Linked DNA regions of Homo sapiens: region 2 is linked to region 1. Evidence: read pairs that join two places in POLR2A ChIA-PET (ENCODE). Cell type or tissue: Panc1. All regions are shown on one strand. Each heading gives the region's core, and the rest is flanking DNA. Links, peaks and the distances in the headings are about the cores only.

Region 1 (2,930 bases), core at 237-2,736:
AAGGTGTTTGCTGCCTCATATACAAGTTGATTTTTCAAATAGGGGAATAATTATAAAGAAAAAAATTGCACTGCTTCGTCCCATCCGGCCCCAACTTTATCACTAAAGGTAATCGTTTCTTCTTTCATTATTATTTTCTTTCAACCATGACAATAAACACTTTTCAGCTAATAACTCATCAGTGGAAAGCTATTCAAATAATTTTACACTGATAACACAACAAACGTGGAACTGGAAAGAACCTTGCTGATAATTTGAATCTCTCAGTATTCAAATACCTGGAATGCCTGCTCCTCTTGCATGTCAAAATAGAAAATCCTTAAGAAGGATTTGTAATACAATTCTTCCTGTCTACACCAGACAGAATTGACTTTTCCTGTTTTTGTGCACCCATATCTCATATACAACACTCTCTACATCGTTCAACCACAGTATGTTTCCATTGTAAGACCTGGAGTTTCATAAGCATAGGACCCAGTCATACTTGTCTATGGATCCACAATGCCTAGCTAAATAGGTAGCCCACAGAACATCCTCACATTTGCCTCAATAAATGGTTGCTGAATTGACTTGAGTCAAAGGAAGCACTGAAGGCCAAGAAGCTGAACGACTGGCCAATGATCATACACAGCTAGAACAAGAACTCACTACACCAGCAGTCCTCTCTCTCCTCTTCCACACCAACTCCCTATATTACAAAACATGATCCTAATGGCTCATTATTTTATTGTCTTTCAAAACCAATTGTTCTTCCTAGAACACTGAAGCAACTCTTCCTCTAGGAGGAGGTATCTTTCTCAGCTTCAAGAAAAAGGAATCTGTTTTGCCCAGTATTAAATAATTTGATAAAAGCTGGTAAAACAGAAAGGTTTTTACACATGCAAATCTGCCCTTGCACCCAATTTCAATTCTCTTATTTTCCTGATCTATATTCCTGCTCTCCAGATGGACCATCAGCTTTATACCAATGCCAGCAACAGCTTGTGTATTGTTTGTTTAAAACAAAGATGATGGATTAAATATCATATGCAATGTGAGGAAAGAGGTTAAGGCTAATATTCCTGTTCTGAAATATATCATTAAGCCAAACCATGTAGCCTTCCCCCCTCACTGGATTTGTATAAATAAAGATTTAATTTTATTTTTCAGAGTCATAAGAGGAAGCATGCATTCATCTAGAATATGGAGCCTTTCCATCGCTCCAGATTTATTCTTGTTCTAAGGCATCATTACCCTCCAAATTATACAGACTTATGTCATTTCACTGAAACACTCATTCACCCATCACATGCCCAGATCCAACAGTAACACTTTTGTTTTAGAATTATGCCAAAATGAGCAAACTTGAAATTCTTTCACCTATATTTGAGTACTATGCAAAATGTCTTGAATCATCTCAAATAAATTCCAACCAAAAAATCTACAATTTCAATACAAAATATACAAACGAAAGAAATCACAGTGTAGGTCTCTCTCTCTGTACCCTCTGCACTATTACATGAAGCTGCCTACAAAACAGCTGCCAGTAGGATGGCCTGCGTATCAAAACCAGCCTCACTATGCAGGTTTCCCGCCCTGGCTGTGGGCTCTGTCCTATGTATTTGAATGTTGTCTCCATTAGAAAAATGATTTAAGGGAGGAAAAATTACATTTAGAAGCTAGAATGGAAGAACGTGCAAAATACAAAGATAATTCCATAAAGGGATTCTGATGATAGGATATCATTTAAGTAGATTATCATCAACGGAAGAATACTGATTAGGGGTTAGAAGTCCCACAGGGAATCTCTCTAGAAGAATCCAAAAGTAGAACTCTCCATTTCTCCTGGATACATGGACATACGTACTGAGTAGAAATGAAGAGCTTGGGCTGGGTGGGGGAGAGCATTAGGAAAAATAGCAAATGCATGCTGGGCTTAAAACCTAGAAGATGGCTGACAGGTGCAGCAAACCACCATGGCACACATTTACCTATGAAACAAACCTGCACATCCTTCACACGTACTCCAGAACTTAAAAATTTAAATTAAAAAAAGAAAAGAAATGAGCAGCTCATCTGGAACAGACAGAAATGCAGAGTCTAATCCTAGACACAGTCCACACATTGGTTTCTGGACCAAACATTCTATTACTCTGCCATTTCTACCAACTGGTCAGGTTAAAACTTTATTAAGGCTGGAATTTGGCCCTCCCCAGTTGCACCATGAAGAGAAAATATTTAAAGAAAGGTGTTTTGCAACTCCTTTGTTTGGGATTAGTGATACAATCTGTAGTGCTACCACCACTTTCTAGATGCCAGCTCAATTACCACCTTTTTTTATGTCAGGAGAGAATAGTAGGTAGGGTGTATGTCTAACGAGACACTCAGCAACACCGTGCAAACTCTGGGATACATGCAAGTTAGTCTAAAACTTTACAATATAACTCTTACAGCAACTTGACTGCTGAAAGCACAGTTAATCCAGTCTTACTGCACTATAACTCTTTACCAGTTTATAATACCGGATTGCCATCTTCTCTTGTTAGTTTGCACATGTGAGCATATTAGTAGACTAAAAGGCATACACAAGCATCCAGACAAATAAAAAGAAACTATGATACAGTATGTTCCCATTCGTGGTATTAAAAAAATGGCCACAAATACATGATGGGTAAAATGACACATTAATAAACTTAACTTTTAAATATGGAAAACTCCCATTCACAATCACAAAATATACATTTTATGTAGGACCTGGATGCTAAAATGTGCGTTAAATGAAACCTATGGTCCCTTATAACTATAACATCCTATGATGCTTTGAGTGTCTTTTTATGTATGTATTTGCTTGGATTTTTTTTCTTGTCAGGGAAGGTAGCTCCAGCCTCCTTCTGGAATAGCTTTCCACCTACATATCTTCCTACTGCAATGACACAAGTTGAGCTGACTGC
Region 2 (2,930 bases), core at 93-2,592, 96 kb before region 1:
GGTTTCTAGTCCTTGTTCCTTAAGACCCAAGGAGTTCTTCACTTGCTCCTTTCTCATCAACAGAAAGACAGGGGCATAAAACATGCCTCCCTATCATTGGCGGAAAATGCCGATGGGACCTGACATGCCATAGTTTACCTGCCACCCCCAAATAGAAGCTATTATGCGTTATTTATTTATTTATTTATTTATTTATTTTGAGACGGAGTCTCGTTCTGTCTCCAGGCTGGAGTGCAGTGGCGCGATTTCAGCTCACTGCAACCTCTGCCTCCCGGGTCCAAGTGATTCTCCTGCCTCAGCCTCCTGAGTAGCTGGGACTAAGGCGTGGGCCACTGCGCCCCACTAATTTTTCTATGCTTAGTAGAGACAGGGTTTCACCATGTTAGCCAGGATGGTCTTGATCTTTTGACCTCGTGATCCGCCCGCCTTTTTTCTTTTTTTTTTTTTGAGACGGAGTCTCGCTCTGTCACCCAGGATGGAGGGCAATGGCGCGATCTCGGCTCACTGCAAGCTCCGCCTCCCGCGTTCACGCCATTCTCCTGCCTCAGCCTCCCAAATAGCTGAGATTACAGGCGCCCGCCACCACGCCCGGCTAATTTTTTGTATTTTTAGTAGAGACGGAGTTTCACCGTGTTAGCCAGGAGGGTCTCGATATCCTGACCTCGTGATCCGCCTGCCTCAGCCTCCTAAAGTGTTGGGATTACAGGTGTGAGCCACCGCACCCGGCTTCTTTGTTCTATTATTTAAATGTTAGATAGTTGGTAGTTCCTTAGATAGTTTTAAGCCTAACTAGACTCCTTATATATGCCAAATCCATATATCTAATAAATGTTTAAAAATAGTTTAGAAATAATTGAGGCTAGTGGTTGGAAAAAATTCTTTTACAAAGTATGCAAGCAATAATAAAGGGTAGAGGTTTTTTTTTTTTTGAGACTGAGTTTCGCTTTTTCACCTAGGCTGGAGATCAGTGACCTGATCTCAGCTTACTGCAACCTCTGCCCTGTGGGTTCAAGTGATTCTCCTGCCTCAGCCTCTCGAGTAACTGGGATTATAGGTGCCCGCCACTACACCCAGCTACTTTTTGTATTTTTAGTAGAGACGGGGTTTCTCCATATTGGCCAGACTGGTCTTGAACTCCTGACCTCAGGTGATATGCCCGCCTCGGCCTCCCAAAGTGTTGGGATTATAGGCGTGAGCCACCACGCCTGGCTGAGTTGATCAATTTCTTATCACTTAGTTTTGTTTAAAAATGTTTTAAAAACACAAGTTAATGCTGCTTTTTTACAAAGATGATCTATAAGTACACAGTCATGTTTGAGCAATATAGATCTTAATTGCCACATTAATTATAATAATAAAAACTTGCAAACAAACTCAGTGACCATCACAGAATTGGTTTCACAAATGATCCATCAATAACATGAAATACTATACGCCCACTGAAATGATTCTGTAGAAGAATACATAATAGGGAAAGGTGCTTGTGATACAGCATTATTTTTTAAAGGATTTCAAAAATACATATATATGTTTGGAAGAATAAATCCCTACATAGTAAAATTTTAAGGATTATTTTCCCAAGGTGATTTTATTTTCTTCTTTTTCCTAGAATGTATGTTACAAGTTTTACGTGATGACGGTATTTTCAATTCGTGGTTGATTGAATCCATGGATACAGAACCCACTGGCATGAAGGACTGACTGTGAGGAACTTGAGCATCCGTGGATTTTATCATCTGTGGGAATGTCTGGGAACGAATCCCCTGCAGATACCAAGCGACGACTATACTCCAACATACACCACTTTGTATATCAATTCGTGATTCTTTGACCTCTTGAAGTCGGTACATGAACATTCGGTGAAGAACCCCCATTTCCATTAGAAGATCCCCAAAGCTTCAAACATCTCTTACAATTGTAACATATTCAGAGATGCAGAAGCGAAGTGAGAATCAGCAACGCCTTACAAAAACAGAGTGGTACCTCCATTACAAAATATGTCTCTGCATATTTAGATATGTGTCTTTCTGTTTTACCTACTTAGCAACAATATGGTAAAAATGTTTGGCAAATGCTACTGAAAGAATGAAATATATAATCATGCCTTAGGAGCTTTCTGCCTTAAGGTTTTGCTGAACAAGAAGGAAATCAACATTTATTAAGTATCTTCTCTGTGCCAGTGACTATGTTAAACACTTTTAGGCATTACCTCATTTCTTCTTCAAAACAGTGCCATAATATAGGTATGACAACTGCCCTTTTAGGAGCTGAAGAAATTGAGGTTAGTGGATAATAAGCAGCCTGCCCAAAGTCCCAGAATTCTTAAGTGGCAGAGCTCAGACTGAATACAATGTCTAATTTTAGGCCTATATTCTGTTACATTTAAGAGTTTATAAACCACTGAAATGAGGTTTATTCTCATTCTGCAGTAAGACTGTGAGCCTTTCCCCTGCAAAGTAAAGGTTAATCATGTATGGGGCTGTGAGGCAAATGTTTCATACTGACATGTGCCTACCAAAGTTCCATTTCCCAATCTTGAGCTTTTCCCAACCAGATCCAGCTGAAGTCCTGTGGGTCCTTCCCCTCTTGACTTCAGCTCTGCTATGGATTATTAAGCAAAACTCATGTTTCTGAGCAGCTCTGGAAGCACAGCTAAAGGAATGCTAAGGAGAAAAAAGTATAGATCAACTATTCTAACCATAAATTTAATAATGACATATAGTTCTCTTCTGGGCATAATTATGTACATTAATAGAGTCCATACAGTAGATATAGCTATTGAAAAGTTTAATCGGCCAGGCAGGGTGGCTCACACCTGTAATCCCAGCACTTTGGGAGGCCAAGGTGGGTGGATCACGAGATCAGGAGTTCAAGACCAGCCTGACCAATGTGGTGAAACCCCGTCTCTACTAAAAATACAAAACAAAAAA

The links. Peaks named below come from ENCODE experiments on the same cell type or tissue, not always from the same donor. Only the 100,000 strongest peaks of a DNase experiment are listed, where the experiment ranks them.
Region 2: POLR2A ChIA-PET joins it to region 1 with 6 read pairs; 4 of 35 experiments call an interaction of 5 or more read pairs at or near these places.

The regions. Positions count from the first base shown.
Region 1 is chr1:61,121,867-61,124,796 of GRCh38, reverse strand. The region is part of intron 2 of NFIA (nuclear factor I A); the gene reads right to left. Among named protein-coding and RNA genes, the nearest start is that of NFIA, 41 kb to the right of the region's middle. In Panc1, for the core only: no CTCF peak of the experiment used is centred there; no DNase peak of the experiment used is centred there; H3K27ac peaks cover 28 bases.
Region 2 is chr1:61,217,231-61,220,160 of GRCh38, reverse strand. All of the region lies in intron 2 of NFIA (nuclear factor I A), which reads right to left. Among named protein-coding and RNA genes, the nearest start is that of NFIA-AS1, 35 kb to the left of the region's middle. In Panc1, for the core only: no CTCF peak of the experiment used is centred there; no DNase peak of the experiment used is centred there.